Linked DNA regions of Homo sapiens: region 2 is linked to region 1. Evidence: chromatin contacts called from ENCODE Hi-C data. All regions are on one chromosome and are shown on one strand. Each heading gives the region's core, a stretch centred on a gene start or an enhancer-like site at or near the end of the contact. The rest is flanking DNA. Distances are from core to core; before and after follow the strand shown.

The links. Hi-C counts contacts between places; a loop is a spot of excess contacts on that map. Pooled maps may share reads with other maps.
Region 2: a loop to region 1 is called in a pooled map, with 2.5 times the contacts of the local background. The contact joins two enhancer-like sites. A Hi-C loop is called at or near these places in 2 of 168 maps with a recorded cell type or tissue (MCF 10A and mammary epithelial cell), 3 of 37 single-sample maps with no recorded cell type and 4 of 50 pooled maps.

The regions. Positions count from the first base shown.
Region 1 is chr1:208,985,968-208,993,222 of GRCh38, forward strand. All of the region lies in intron 1 of LOC107985255 (a long non-coding RNA gene), which reads right to left. Among named protein-coding and RNA genes, the nearest start is that of LINC01774, 17 kb to the left of the region's middle. RefSeq lists an enhancer at 2,791-3,090. Within about 2 kb of position 3,029, at least 7 of the 41 ENCODE cell types and tissues checked have a DNase peak (open chromatin) inside an H3K27ac peak, as active enhancers do.
Region 2 is chr1:209,203,255-209,210,509 of GRCh38, forward strand. No RefSeq gene overlaps it. Among named protein-coding and RNA genes, the nearest start is that of LINC01696, 120 kb to the right of the region's middle. RefSeq lists an enhancer at 4,636-4,695. Within about 2 kb of position 3,982, at least 4 of the 41 ENCODE cell types and tissues checked have a DNase peak (open chromatin) inside an H3K27ac peak, as active enhancers do.

The DNA of each region.
Region 1 (7,255 bases), core at 1,779-4,278:
CACAGCCTTGAAACAAACATGTAATTGATTCAGTTGTCCACTTTAAATGAAATTCTTTTCATTTCCTCTTCCTAATGATGAAAAAAATATATTTTCCAGAGCAACGGAAATATGGCTGCATACCATATATCTGATGACATGTTAATCTGCTCTAGCAAACATACCACATCTGCCACTGGGTCCGATACCTGGCTATGTTTGCAGTAGTCCACTGTAATAATATGTCTTGTTTTTGCAGAAATCAGATTGGTGAATTAAACAGAGACTGAAGGGGACCATCATTCCTGTATCCTTTAACAAACTGTAAAGGTGGCACTAATTTCAACCATTCATATTGGACAATTTTTTTTAAGTAACTATCTTGAAACAAGTATGGGGGATAAGCTGTTTTCACAGGCTTCTTCTTAACTTTTCCCCTAATCCTGTAGGCTGAAGATTCAACGTGGAGGTTGTGCCAACTACCAAGTATGTCTATTACAATTATTAATTGGGGTCTGCAGAAATGACCACTGGATGAGTTCACAGATACGGTAAACAGACTGTGGGCTGGACTTGGCTATCCCAGGTCCCCACTCTGACAGAAAAATCATGATGACACTTTGACCTCAATATCAACTTGGATTCTCTTTCCAACAGTCTTTAAAGTGTTTGGATATTCCACTTTCCCTAGGATACAGTTACCCAATAGAAGGCAGTAGGTCCCTTTGAGAAAAGGAAGTAGCCACTACCACATACATTTACCATGATTTTGCAGGGTTCCTCTAAAAGCGTCTCTTCTCATATCAATGAGTTCTGGGTATAAAAACTGGATATTGGACAGGGAATTGTAATTTTTATTGGAATGATGGCTCTCAGCCTTGTCATTATTATCCTTGAATTTGATGTTTGATTTTACAGATAGAATAGCACTACTGTTAGCTGTTGCTGTGGTTTGAATGTGTACCCCAAAGTTCATGTGTTGGAAACTTAATTCCCAATTCCAGTGTTGATGGCTGTCAGCCTTGTCATTATTATCCTTGAATTTGATGTTTGATTTTACAGATAGAATAGCACTACTGTTAGCTGTTGCTGTGATTTGAATGTGTTCCCCAAAGTTCATGTGTTGGAAACTTAATTCCCAATTCCAGTGTTGAGAGGTAGGACATTTAAGAGGTGACTAGGTCCTGAGGACTCTTCCCTCAAGATGGATTAAGGCTGTTATTGCAGGATTCGGTTTGTTATTGTGGGAGTAGATTCCTGATTAAAGGATGAGTTCATTCCCGTACCTCTTCCCACATCCTCTCTTTCATGCATGTGCACTCTTTTTTTTTTTTTTTTTTTTGAGACGGAGTCTTGCCCTGTCACCTAGGCTGGAGTGCAGTGGCGCAATCTCAGCTCACTGCAACCTCCACCTCCTGATTTCAAGCAATTCTCCTGCCTCAGCCTCCTGAGTAGCTGGAATTATAGGCAGGTGCCACCATGCCTGGCTAATTTTTGTATTTTTAGTAGAGATGGGGTTTCACCATATTGGTCAGGCTCATCTCGAACTCCTGACTTCAGGTGATCTGCTGCCTCCGCCTCCCAAAGTGCTGGGATTACAGGCATGAGCCACCGCACCCGGCCCACATTTCCTTTATTTCCTTTTTCTCCCCTTTCTACTGGTTTAGGAATTAAACATTGCATTCCTTCCTCCCTTTTTTGGTATTTGCCTTTATAATGCTAATGCACAAAGTTAACTAAATCTATGACTAATCAATATCTCTCTTATACGACTGAATTAGAGGAATATAGAGTAATTAAAGTCAATTTCTCGCTATCATCCATGATATTGTGTCATAGTTTGATTCTGCTTAGGACTGATACATGTCCCCACCCTTACGTACACATGTGATTCGTATATGCCCACAAACATTCATCATTCTACCACTGTGGCTTTGAGTTTCTTGTTCATTTCTGGGACTTTGTGATATTTCCTTCTTCCTGCTTTCAATTTCAGCTATACAGTTTAAGAAAAGGTTTGTGTTCTATCTAAGTCAGCATTTCTTTTTTTTTTTTTTTTTTTTTGAGATGGAGTCTCACTCTGTCACCCAGGCTGGAGTGCAGTGGCGAGATCTCAGCTCACTGCAAGCTCCGCCTCCCGGGTTCACATCATTCTCCTGCCTCAGCCTCCCAAGTATCTGGGACTACAGGCGCCCACCACCACACCTGGCTAATTTTTTTGTATTTTTAGTAGAGGCGGGGTTTCACTGTGTTAGCCAGGATGGTCTCGATCTCCTGACTTTGTGATCCGCCTACCTCGGCCTCCCAAAGTGCTGGGATTACAGGCGTGAGCCACCGCACCCGGCCTCTAAGTCAGCATTTCTATATATTTGGAGCAGAATGAAAGGTTGATTACTTCTGCTTGGCCACCACATTGATCAGAAGTTTCCTTTTATTAATCTTTGCTTTTTTTCAATTCTTGAAAGCTCTCTGGCACATAGAGGATCATCCATACCATTCATTCATTCAATAATTATTTAGTGAGCATCTCCTGATGGCTGGTGCTAAGCCCTGGAGTTAGGAAAATTCACTTCAGTGTGTCTGGAAAATGTTTATTCTGTGGTTGAAAAGATGATAAGAGGGTGTGTTTTTCCTTGGGTGCTGTTATAATTATCTCTTTTAGTTAAACATTCCTAGGGACTAATGCACTCCTAAAATGAAGTGGACTGTTGTAAGAATTTCCACTCTATTAGGAATGACAGTAGAGTTTTGATCCCAGTAACCCACCTCAGGGAAAGCCTGTGTAATTGAAATTTACCAATAAATTTAAAATTCATTTTAGCCAAGAGACCTCACCTCATTTTTCACCCACTCTCCCCTCTCTCCTACCCTCTGATGCACCCATATACTCTTCAGGGATCTCTGCTTCATCTGGCATGAAGTCAGCTCGGGTGCTATTTTACTTTCATTTTCTATTTCTCATTGTTCACAGTGTTTGTCTCTCCCTCCCAGAAGCCTTCCACCACAGAGTAAGAACATGCAGGAAATCAGTGTGTCTTGAGCAATTTCTAAGCCTCGCTGGGAGGTGCAGCAAAGCAATAGAAAAACAAGGAGAATCAGTCTCCCAAGTTTTCCTCTCACCACACCTTCCCTCCAGAAGTACTTGACCTCCATCAGCCTCCCAGAGCTGGCCCTCCGGCTCTCTGGAGCTCCCTGACAGGTCCCAGGTGGTGAATATCATCTGCTTCTTGTTAGAATTCTGCCCTGTGTGAGCAGGTTTTAGAAGCAGCCTTTGAGAGCTTGTTTGCTATCAGCCCTCTGACACTTCTGTCTCCTTCACAGACACCCAGTAATTGGGTCCTCTTGGGTCATGAGCTACAAACACTTCTCCACTTACTCTACAAAGTTTTTTTTTCTTTTATCAAACATAGATTTGCAGCTAAACTGTTCCTTTGTCATGCCCAAGGTGTAAAAACCCATCTTATTTTCTTTCTGGTCTTTGGCTCAAAAAGAGAAGTTTTTCTTTTTGAGTGGTCCCAGCCCAGATGGCAAAATGAACTTTAAATTTACCAAGTTAATTATTCCCTTGTGCTACGTTGTTTGAAAAAAAGCCCATACATTTAAAATTATGAAATGAAATGTCATTGTAACTCTCCTAGCAGATTTTAATTTGATATTGTGATTAATAATGATATCATGGTGTCAAAGGTGTATTGGATAAAGAAAATACGGTACATATACACCATGGAATACTATGCAGCCACATAAAAGAATGAAATAATGTCCTCTGCAGCAACATGGATGCAGCTGGAAGTCATTATCTTTTTTTTTTTTTTTTTTTTTGAGATGGAGTCTCGATCTGTTGCCCGGCTGGAGTGCAGTGGCACAATGTCAGCTTACTGCAACCTCCGCCTCCCAAGTTCAAGCAATTCTCCTGCCTTAGCCTCCCGGGTAGCTGGGATTACCTGTGCACGCCACCATGCCCAGCTAATTTTTGTGTTTTTAGTAGAGACAGGGTTTCACCATGTTGGCCAGGATGGTCTCAATCTCTCCACCTTGTGATCTGCCCGCCTCGGTCTCCCAAAGTGCTAGGATTACAGGCATGAGCCATTGCACCTGGCCGGAAGTCATTATCTTAAGCAAACTAACACAGAAACAGCAAACCAAATACCACATGTTCTCATTTATATGAGGGAGCTAAACTTTGGGTACAGATGGACATAAAGATGAGAACGACAGACACTGGGGACTACAAGAGGGGAAACAGAGGGAGAGGGGAAAGGGTTGGAAAACTACCTATTGGGTACCATGCTCACTACCTGGGTGATAGGTTCAATTGTACCTGAAACCTCAGGATCATCCAATACACCCATGTAACAAACCTACACATGTACCCCCAAATCTGAAAGAAAAATACAAAAAGAAAAAATAAATAAATGAATAAATCATGATGACAATCATGATATAATAGCAATGGGATAGTAATGGCTACAGTTATTGTGTGTGTGGCAGGCACTTGCTAGATGCTTCCCATGCTTTATCTACGTTCACACTAACAACATTATGAGGTCATTTCTGTTAATTTCACCTTTTTACAGATAGGAAAAATGAGGCTTAGGGAAGTAAATTACCTTGTCAAAAGCCACAGATAGTATGTAGTGAAGCTGGAATTTAAGCCCCATAGCCTGGATCTGTAACCACCATGTTGTGCTACTTTCTGAATATCCAACAAATATTTTGTTAGGTTAAGCACAATTTCAGTGCCAGTAACCACAATTGTAAGTAATACACCATCATTTCTGGCAAGTTCACATAAAAACCAACCACTGAGTCGTAGAAGGAGAAAAAATTAACCAGGCAAAAGTTGTCAAAGTATTTCTGGTAGAAGAGGCTGAATGCATGAAGACAAAGATCAAAAACCAGTAGAGATAATTCTGGTAACCACAAGGAGTTTATTGTCATAAGGCTGGAGATTTGGATGAAGGGGTAGACAGGAGCAACACAAGAAAGAGCCTGGCATACCATGATGGTCCTCTGGGAGTCTTTGAATATAATCAAGATATAAGAGTCACCCTGATTTGCATCCTATAGAAGAAAGAGCTATAGGCAATTCAGAAGTGAATGCAATTAAGTCCTGATATGCTTCTATTATTCCTGAAATAGCTCTGATTTCCATGGAAGAGAAGTTTAAATTCTAACCCTGAGATTGTGTATCGTGCTTCTAGAGGCTGGGAGACTACTGATGGTCGCTTGTATTTCATGGGCATTAAATGATCTGAAGAACAGAGTTCTGGACTGGAACAAAAATTGGGGACTTTTCACTCAACAAACTTTTTTAAAAACATGGTTATAATGTGTCATGCTCTATGACAGTTGCTAAGGATACCAAGTCAAATAAGAATGGAAGCTACCACTCATGAATGTTATAGTGACTTGAGAGGCTGAAGCTGGAGGATCACTTGAGCCCAGGGGTTGAATGCAGCCTGGGCAATATGGCAAGATCCTGTCTCTTAAAAAAACATTAGGAGGGACGTTCCTAGATGGCCAGATAGGAAGAGCTCCATTCTACAGCTCCCAGCGTGAGCGATGCAGAAGACAGGTGACTTCTGCATTTCCAACTGAGGTACCGGGTTCATCTCACTGGGGCTTGTTGGACAGTGGGTGCAGCCCACGGAGTGTGAGCCGAAGCAGGGTGGGGCATCGCCTCACCTGGGAAGCGCAAGGGATCGGGGAATTCCCTTTCCTAGCCAAGGCAAGCTGTGACAGATGGTACCTGGAAAATCGGGACACTCCCACCCTAATACTGCGCTTTTCCAATGGTCTTAGCAAACAGCACACCAGGAGATTATATCCTGCGCCTGGCTCAGAGGGTCCCACACCCACAGAGCCTCACTCATGGCTAGCACAGCAGTCTGAGATCGAACTGCAAGGTGGCATCGAGGCTGGGGGAAGGGCGTCCACCATTGCTGAGACTTGAGTAGGTAAACAAAGCAGCTGGGAACCTTGAACTGGGTGGAGCCCACTGCAGCTCAAGGAGGCCTGCCTGCCTCTGTAGACTCCACCTCTGGGGGCAGGGCATAGCTGAATAAAAGGCAGCAGAAACTTCTGCAGACTTAAAGTCCCTGTCTGACATCTTTGAAGAGAGTAGTGGTTCTCCCAGCACAGAGTTTGAGATCTGAGAACGGACAGACTGCCTCCTCAAGTGGGTACCTGACCCCCGAGTAGCCTAACTGGGAGACATCTCCCATTAGGGGTCGACTGACACCTCATACAGCTGGGTGCCCCTCTGAGATGAAGCTTCCAGAGTAAGGATCAGGCAGCAACATTTGCCGTTCTGCAATATTTGCTGTTCTGCAGCCTCCACTGGTGATACCCAGGCAAACAGGGTCTGGAGTGGACCTCCAGCAAACTCCAACAGACCTGCAGCTGAGGGTCCTGACTGTTAGAAGGAAAACTAACAAACAGAAAGGACTCCACACCAAAACCCCATCTGTACATCACCATCATCAAAGACCAAAGGTAGATGAAACCACAAAGATGGGGAGAAACCAGAGCAGAAAAGCTGAAAATTATAAAAATCAGAGTGCCTCTTCTCCTCCAAAGGAAAGCAGCTCCTCACCAGCAATGGAACAAAGCTGGATGGAGAATGACTTTGACGAGTTGAGAGAAGAAGGCTTCAGATGATCGGTATAACAAACTTCTCCAAGCTAAAGGAGGATGTTCGAACCCATCGCAAAGAAGCTAAAAACCTTGAAGAAAATTAGATTAATGGCTAATTAGAATAAACAGTGTAGAGAAGACCTTAAATGACCTGATGGAGCTGAAAACTATGGCACGAGAACTATGTGATGCATGCACAAGCTTCAGTAGCCAATTAGATGAAGTGGAAGAAAGGGTATCAGTGATTGAAGATCAAATGAATGAAATGAAGCGAGAAGAGAAGTTTAGAGAAAAAAGAATAAAAAGAAATGAACAAAGCTTCCAAGAAATATGGGACTATGTGAAAAGACCAAATCTACATCTGATTGGTGTACCTGAAAGTGACGGGCAGAATGGAACCAAGTTGGAAAACACTCTTCAGGATATCATCCAGGAGAACTTCCCCATCCTAGCAAGGCAGGCCAACATTCAAATTCAGGAAATACAGAGAACGCCACAAAGATACTCCTCGAGAAGAGCAACTCCAAGACACGTAATTGTCAGATTCACCAAAGTTGAAATGAAGGAAAAAATATTAAGGGCAGCCAGACAGAAAGGTCAGGTTACCCACAAAGGGAAGCCCATCAGACTGATAGCA
Region 2 (7,255 bases), core at 2,732-5,231, 220 kb after region 1:
TTTATAGTTTACAAAGCACTGTAGGGTTGGTAAAGCTCTTTTGCATGCAGGATCTTATTTGACAAGTGAATGTACATACACACCAAGCCCAGCCATAATGCAACTTCATTATACTGATGAACAATGCATACACAATGTCCTGCTGATCCATTTGCATCCACTTTATATGGAAACAGTTGCTACAGAAGGTCTTGGAACCAATGGCAGTATTTTAAGGTACTCAACTAGTGATAGGCATCACTTCAGCTCAGTGTCTCTGGGACCACCATGGGGAGGTCAGCAGCTGAAAGGCCAAAGCTTTTGGGCTGGGCACGACGGGTACAGCATCTCCTCATTTGGTCTAGTAATGCCACATCATAGAGGTCTGGTTTGTTCTTTTTTCACAAACAAGAACCAGCTACATCTTGTCATTTGCATATAGCCAGCATGAGTTAAGTCACCCTTGCACTCTGGAATAAATTAATTCGTTCAAGAAGGGAATGAATCCTGTATATGTGAGTGTGTGTGTGGCGTGGTGGCGGGGGGGCGGATTTGGGGGGATTGAGGGTAAGAGAATTGAAAATCCACTTGTCTGAGATTATTTTCATCTGTCTCGCAGTTTTATAACTCTTTCTGAAAAGGTCTGATTCCTTTTATTAACAATTGTGAAGGCTTTTCTCCCAGGCTGAATTTAAGAGGCCAACTCTGCATAGGCAGATAGTGATACATTGCAGAGCTCATCGTTTTCTGTTGTGAACTACAAATGGCACACGTTTGTATTTCATAAAATCAGCATAAAAGCAAAAAATGTATTGGCTTGGAGAGTGAGTTTGTCCATCAATGTAATATTCCTATTAGTGCAGCTCTTCAGCTGTGGAAAAAAACCACATTGTATTCCAATAATTAAATAGAGCAGGTGAGTGTTAGGACTTCCACATTAGAAACTCTCTAGTTACACATTGCATATATTTTATTATAGGGCTGGAGGGAAATGAATTTTGCATAATTTTCCGAAAATCCTCACTGCATGTGGAGGCTACAGAAAGCCATGGCTGTTCCCTTAGACTGATGTTTAATCAAGTCCCTTCCTCTCCAACCGGCCACTGAGATGATGCTGTTCAGTCTCCCTGGGTCACCCACTGTCCCAGGCCTCTCAGTGCCAGTCTCAGATACCTCTGGTAACATGACTTGCTATTTCAGAATGCAAGTTGCATAGCAGGTGCAAATTCTGTGATGGAACTTGCAGAATGGACAGAGCAAAATCTCACCAGTTTCATTTCATCTGTGCCCAAAGCAGACTTTATAAAGCAATAAAGACTGAATGTCTAAGGACTTAAAAGAAATGTGCTGTGTTATCATCAATTTATGAAACTCCCACAAGGAAGCAGGCATGATACAAAACATACAAATTGTATCGTTGTTGCCTCTGGAAGTTTAAATGGCAAAGTACAAAATGTTGAAATTGGATATTACTTCTGTCTCACCTCTTTCCTCTCTCTCCCTAACCTTTTTTTAAATTTTCTCTTTTGCCTTTGAGTTTGAAGGGTTCCCTCTGGCGACTAGAGCTTGGCGAAGACTCTGAGTGTAATATCGTAGAAGACACCGAGGTGTGAGCCACTTCTAAATACTGGGTCGGGGCTAGGGCCACGAGAGGGGAGTGGCGAGAAGTGTGTGTGTGTGTGTGTGTGTGTGTGTGTGTGTGTTGAACAAAGGGGTGCAAGTTAAATGGGGCTAAAAAAGAAGGAAAACAGATGGAGATATTGACTAGGCTGTGTTCACTTTGTTTCTGCGATACATCCTCCCTCCCTACCTCCACATTACCATCCAACCCTTTGGGAATTACTGGCCACAAGGACCTTTCCCTGCTTTTGGACATAAGCCTCATACTCATTGCACAAACTCTCCTCTGTGTTTAGAATGTGTCAGGCATTACGGAAGCAAGGATGACAAGGGCATGGCTCCCACTCTTGACAAGATCCTAATCGTGTGCTGAAGACAATTCTGCCATCCCAGTACAGAAGAACATGTTCTACAAGGACTGAGCGAAGTGCTAAGGGAACAAATGCATCTGTTCTGAGTGTCTGGGGCAGCTTCAGAGGACAGGGGACATCTTATAAAAGGCTGAAGGAGATAAAGAAATTCTGTAGAATTCTGGGCAGAGAAGACATACACGTAGTACAAAAGCAGAAAATTGCTCAGCCTGTTTTGAGCGATGATAAATTCTGTTGAAGAATATTGAAAATAAGAGTTGTAAAAGTTGGTTTTACAACTGTTTTACAACAGTTGATCTTACTGTCAATTGCTTTATATGCTACAGTTAGCCGAGTCCTTTTAATTGCAAGTAACAATACCCAGGCTGGAGCTCAGGTTTGGGACAGGGAGAGTTGTTCTCATTGTTAAGAAAAACTATTATAGAAGTGCTAAGATGTCTCACAGGACTCAGGAAGAAGGATACAGTTAGGCTTCAGAAACAACTGGAAGCAGGCCGGGCATGGTGGCTCACGCCTGTAATCCCAGCACTTTGGGAGGCTGAGGCGGGTGGATCACAAGGTCAGGAGATCGAGACCATCCTGGCCAACATGGTGAAACCCTGTCTCTACTAAAAATGCAAAAAAAAAAAAAAAAAATTAGTTGGGCATGGTGGCGGGCGCCGGTAGTCCCAGCTACTTGGGAGGCTGAGGCAGGAGAATGGTGTGAACCCAGGAGGCAGAGCTTGTAGTGAGCAGAGGTAGCACCACTGCACTCCAGCCCGGGCGACAGAGCGGGACTCCGTCTCAAAAAAAAAAAAGGAAAAAACTGGAAGCAGAGACTTGCATATTGTCAGTAATCCAGTCATCTAGATATCACAAATTTCTGCTCCTCTCTCTCTCTCTCTCTGCCTGTCTTTTTCTCTGCATGATATGTACGTGTGTTGTTTAAATGCTTTCTCATTTACTTTTCTTGTCCACAAAATGAGAAACATGGCTGCCAACGCACCCTGGCTTTCAGTCTTACATTCAAGGAATGCAAAGAGAAAGTGACTTCTTTTTACCCATTTCAGTGCCAAAATTCCCAGGGAAGAATTTAACTCAACTTAGGTTATGTCAGGTATCTATGGAACAATCTGCTATGGACATGGGGCATTACAATGTTCAAACCAGCATGGGTCCTTTGCCAAGTCCTCAACCAATATAAGAAAACTGGGCACTGGGGGAGGGATGTCTTCATGCAGCTACTATTCTGCAGCCTATGGATAGACAGAGGGTCAAATCCTCAAATTAAAAAAAAAAAAAGATAGTGCTGAGCAGACAGTTCTATAGGAGCCCACTCCACCATGAGCTCCATTCAAAGCCACAGGGAAATATTACCAGCTTCAAGGAGACAATGACATGGTCTGATCCAATCTGTCCCCAAGATACGGACAACAATCTACTTCGGAATTTACCATAGCATCTAATAATTTTATTGTCAGCAAGTGTTTCTTTATATCTGACCTGTCATATCTACACTTCCTTTAGAGAATATGAAATATTCTCCTCATGACCACAGACTCAAAGACAACTAGTAAGTATTTCTAAAATGTGTCCCCTATAATCAAGCACTGACAAAAAGACTGCCACGTAGTGAGTATTCGGCTAGGTTCTAGGTTTTTAATAGCAACTAAGATCCAGTCCATGCTGACAAGGAGTTTGAAGTCTGGGACCTAGCAAGACGGCAAAGACAAATCAAACCTCCACCAACTAGCCAGCAGAGCATTTGGTTATGTTTCTCTGTCCCCTTCTGAAGACCCAGCTCTGTGAGAACTCGGAGGATGCAAAGACTGCCTCTCCCACTGCCCTCCCCATCCCTGACCTCCAGATGTTTGGGTGCCAGCAGGTTTGAACCCAAGATAGGCAACTCTGCACCGAGAGCTCCTCTCCCACTCGCTGGTGTGCAGTTCAGTCACAAAAGAAGCCCTCTAGTTCACAGGCTGCTGAGCCCTGACAAGGAGGAAGCAGAGGGCTTCAGGCCGAGCACAGCCAGCCCACGAGACTCTGTGAATCCACTCCATGGATGCTTGCTTGCCCAGAGGAAGTTGGTACCCTGAGTCTATCATGCCCTTCCTGGTGACCGAGCCTCAGCACTTCCTGAAAGAGTGAGCAGCCTGAGAATCAGGACACCTTGGCTCTCACCCACAGGGAGGAAAAGAGGCAGATAAATACTCCTGGGAATCAGAGAATCGAGCTTAGAAGCTCCACGATCTGCCGGATCAGCTGAGCTAGGCAGAAACTACCATTGCTGGAAACCAGGGCCAGAAAAGGAACATGTGGGTGGCACACGCATGAACATCTGGTGCTTCTGCTGTGACTGGTGACTCTTCCACTCCTCGTTGGGGGGGACACAGGGCCAGGAGACTGGTCCTACCACTTCAACCCCAGCTGTAACCCTAAACCCCCAGCCGAGTTAAACCCCAAATCATTACTCTGGAGGCTTGGGGAACGGAGGCAGGAGTTGGCATTATTTTTCCACGCAAGTCGGAGCCTGAAAGCTTTGTTTCAGCATAGGCGGAAGCCTCCACTCCAGGGCTTGGGGTGGGCTCGGGAGGCCGCCCGCCGTCGGCCTGACTCACAGCGAGCTCGGCGCTCCCTCTTGTGGCTTCTGTGTTCCCCGTCAGCCTCGGGAAGCTGCCGGCCACCACATACAAATGGACTCCGCGTAGTTAAGCTGTCAGGTCTAATGTATTTATTTGACTCTCTCCTGTTAAAATGATTTCTCTACAGCACTGCGGTTATTTACGACTATTGTCAGTACAAGGCGATGAGAAGGCAGCAGCAGAGGAAAACAACAACAGCTGAAGGAAAAGTTCTGTCTGGGAGGGCTGGGTGGCTGGGTGGCTGGGTCCCGGGCTTTCCCGCGGCTGCAGCGGCTGTGTGTTTACTTTATCTGCAGCGGGGGCTTCGGAGCTCATCCATCCATAATGCAGAGCCCATTGCCCTCAGCCCGCAGTTCACGGCCAGCCCCAGTGAGCGCCCTTGCGGAGGAGCTGTGGCCCGGGGAGGACACCCCCAGCTCTTTTGAGCGCTAAACATTTTCACAGAGACCCCGCGAATGGGCTTTTGGCTTTTCTAGGGTCCAGATCGAGTTCTTTCTTATACAGAACCTGGGACCCAGATGTCGTCCCATGGTTTGTCATTTTGGGTACTGTTTGCCAGAATGCCGTCCCTGGGTAGCAGCATCCACGTCACCTAAGAATTTGTTAGAAATGCATACTCTCAGGTCCCACCCCAGGTTGAAAGAATGGAAGTTCCAGGGATGGAGCCCAGTCATCTGCCTTGTAACAAGCCCTCCAAGAGATTCTGATGTGGGCAAGTGTGAGAATCACAGACCTAGAGAGTTAAGCCCCAGGACAGACCTTGAAGTGAGTTTCCACAGAGAAATGACCCAATACTCCTGCACCCCAGTCTCTTCCTTCTTTTAAAGGTTCCTAGAGGCCAGGTGAGTCCCAACCTCCCCTGGAGCTGATTTGGAAAATGATCCGCTCTGACCTGCAGTAGCATGGAACAGGAGTGATCTGAGAGAAGCAGGATAAGGTAGTGGTTAATGACACAGGTCCTGCAGTCAGTCTGTGTGCAAATTTAGATGACTCCACTTACTGCTCCTGTGATCTTGGGGAAATGACTTAATCTCTGTAAAATGAACATGAGATAGCTTTATAGGGTTATTATGACTAGATGAATTCATTCAGAAAAATTCTTTGAAGAGTGGCTGACATGTAGTGTTAATAAATGCTAACTGTGATTCCATTTTGTAATATTGGCTTCCATGTCCATCTCCAAGTCTCAGTCATCACTCAAAGCTGCAGGTTCATGGATAGATCACTTGTTATCAGAAGACCTGTGTTTATATGTAGCCTGGGCTGCTTATAAGCTACAGCACTTGGTGTAAGCCACTTAGCTTCTCTGTGCCTCAAATTTCTCATCTAAAAATCAATACCTATCTCAAGTTTTCATATAAATTATCCCATTTACTCCTCGCACAAGCATTTGTGCTAGGAAAAACAGGTCTCTCACGATGCTCATTATACAAATGAATCAACTAGGACTCAGAGAGGCCAAGTCATGTATTCAAGGTCACACAGCAAGTAGACGGTGAAATCAAGACAGGAATCCATTTCATCTGAGTCCAGGTCTAATAAATTTTTATGAGATAATGCCTGTGAGGGCACTATACAAATGATGGTTATTATTGTTGTTATTTTGGAGGGGCAATCAGAAGAAAACATCCCATTTTCTGAATGTGAATTCAGGAAATTAAAATAACAAACCATAAAGTCCTTCTGAAAAAAAAAAATAAATCAATAACACCAAAAAAAAAGAAAAAACCAACAAAAAATAGAACATTCCGCTATAGAACAAGCAGCAACATTCTGCTGCTATGATTGAGATAAAATCACAAAAATAAATAGAGAAGTGACACCACCATTTTCCCCTTCCTGGGAGATGTGTCTGTGTTCATGAAAGGTACGGAACTGACAGCAGGAGTGGATGGTGTATTTATTCCTGGGACAAGCACGGCCTCATCTGTTTAGCATTTATATAGTGCTTGCCTCCTCTGCTGCACCAAGGCGCCAGGGAGAATGGGTTATCACTGTGAAAGCTGAGGAGCAGCTGAGGTCCCTGAGCAGGACAGAGGGTCTTTCCACAGCTCCACTCCACCCCACCCTGAGTAAGGAAGGGACTGGGTGGCTTCAGACCCTCTCTGCAGGTTTGCCTGTGCTGCTCATCAGCAAGGGATTCACAGAGAAGGAGCCCAGGAGGAGAGATCTCCGGAAACACTCCTCCTGAGATGTTCTGCAACAAGCAGCTTCCTTCCCCCGTGTGGTAAGGAAAAGAAACCTCCTGCAGCTGATCTCTGGGAAATTATCCTTAAACACTGATTCTATCCTGACCCCCATCCCTTTCCCTATAAATCTTCCATAGCCTTCCATTCCTGCCTTATTCATTCTTAACTTCTCTGCCTAGTTTCCAGCCCTGCTCTTCCTATCTGGTCCTATTTTCCTGAGCTCCCAATTGTGGTCTTCACTTTAGATATACTATGATGTTATGGAAGGTGCAAGAGACCTAGAAGTGAAGAGCTGGGCCTGTGAACTGTGTGGCCTTGAGCAAGTCTCTTTACAGTTCTGTGCCTTGGTTTCATCTTCTGCAGAATAATGCCGGGCTCCTTTGAAGATAGAAGCTTGTGAAACATCTGTCATGTGTTTCAATGTGCTGTTCTATGTTTTTCTTTTTAAAAAATTTTTCCAGGAGATCCTTTGCCC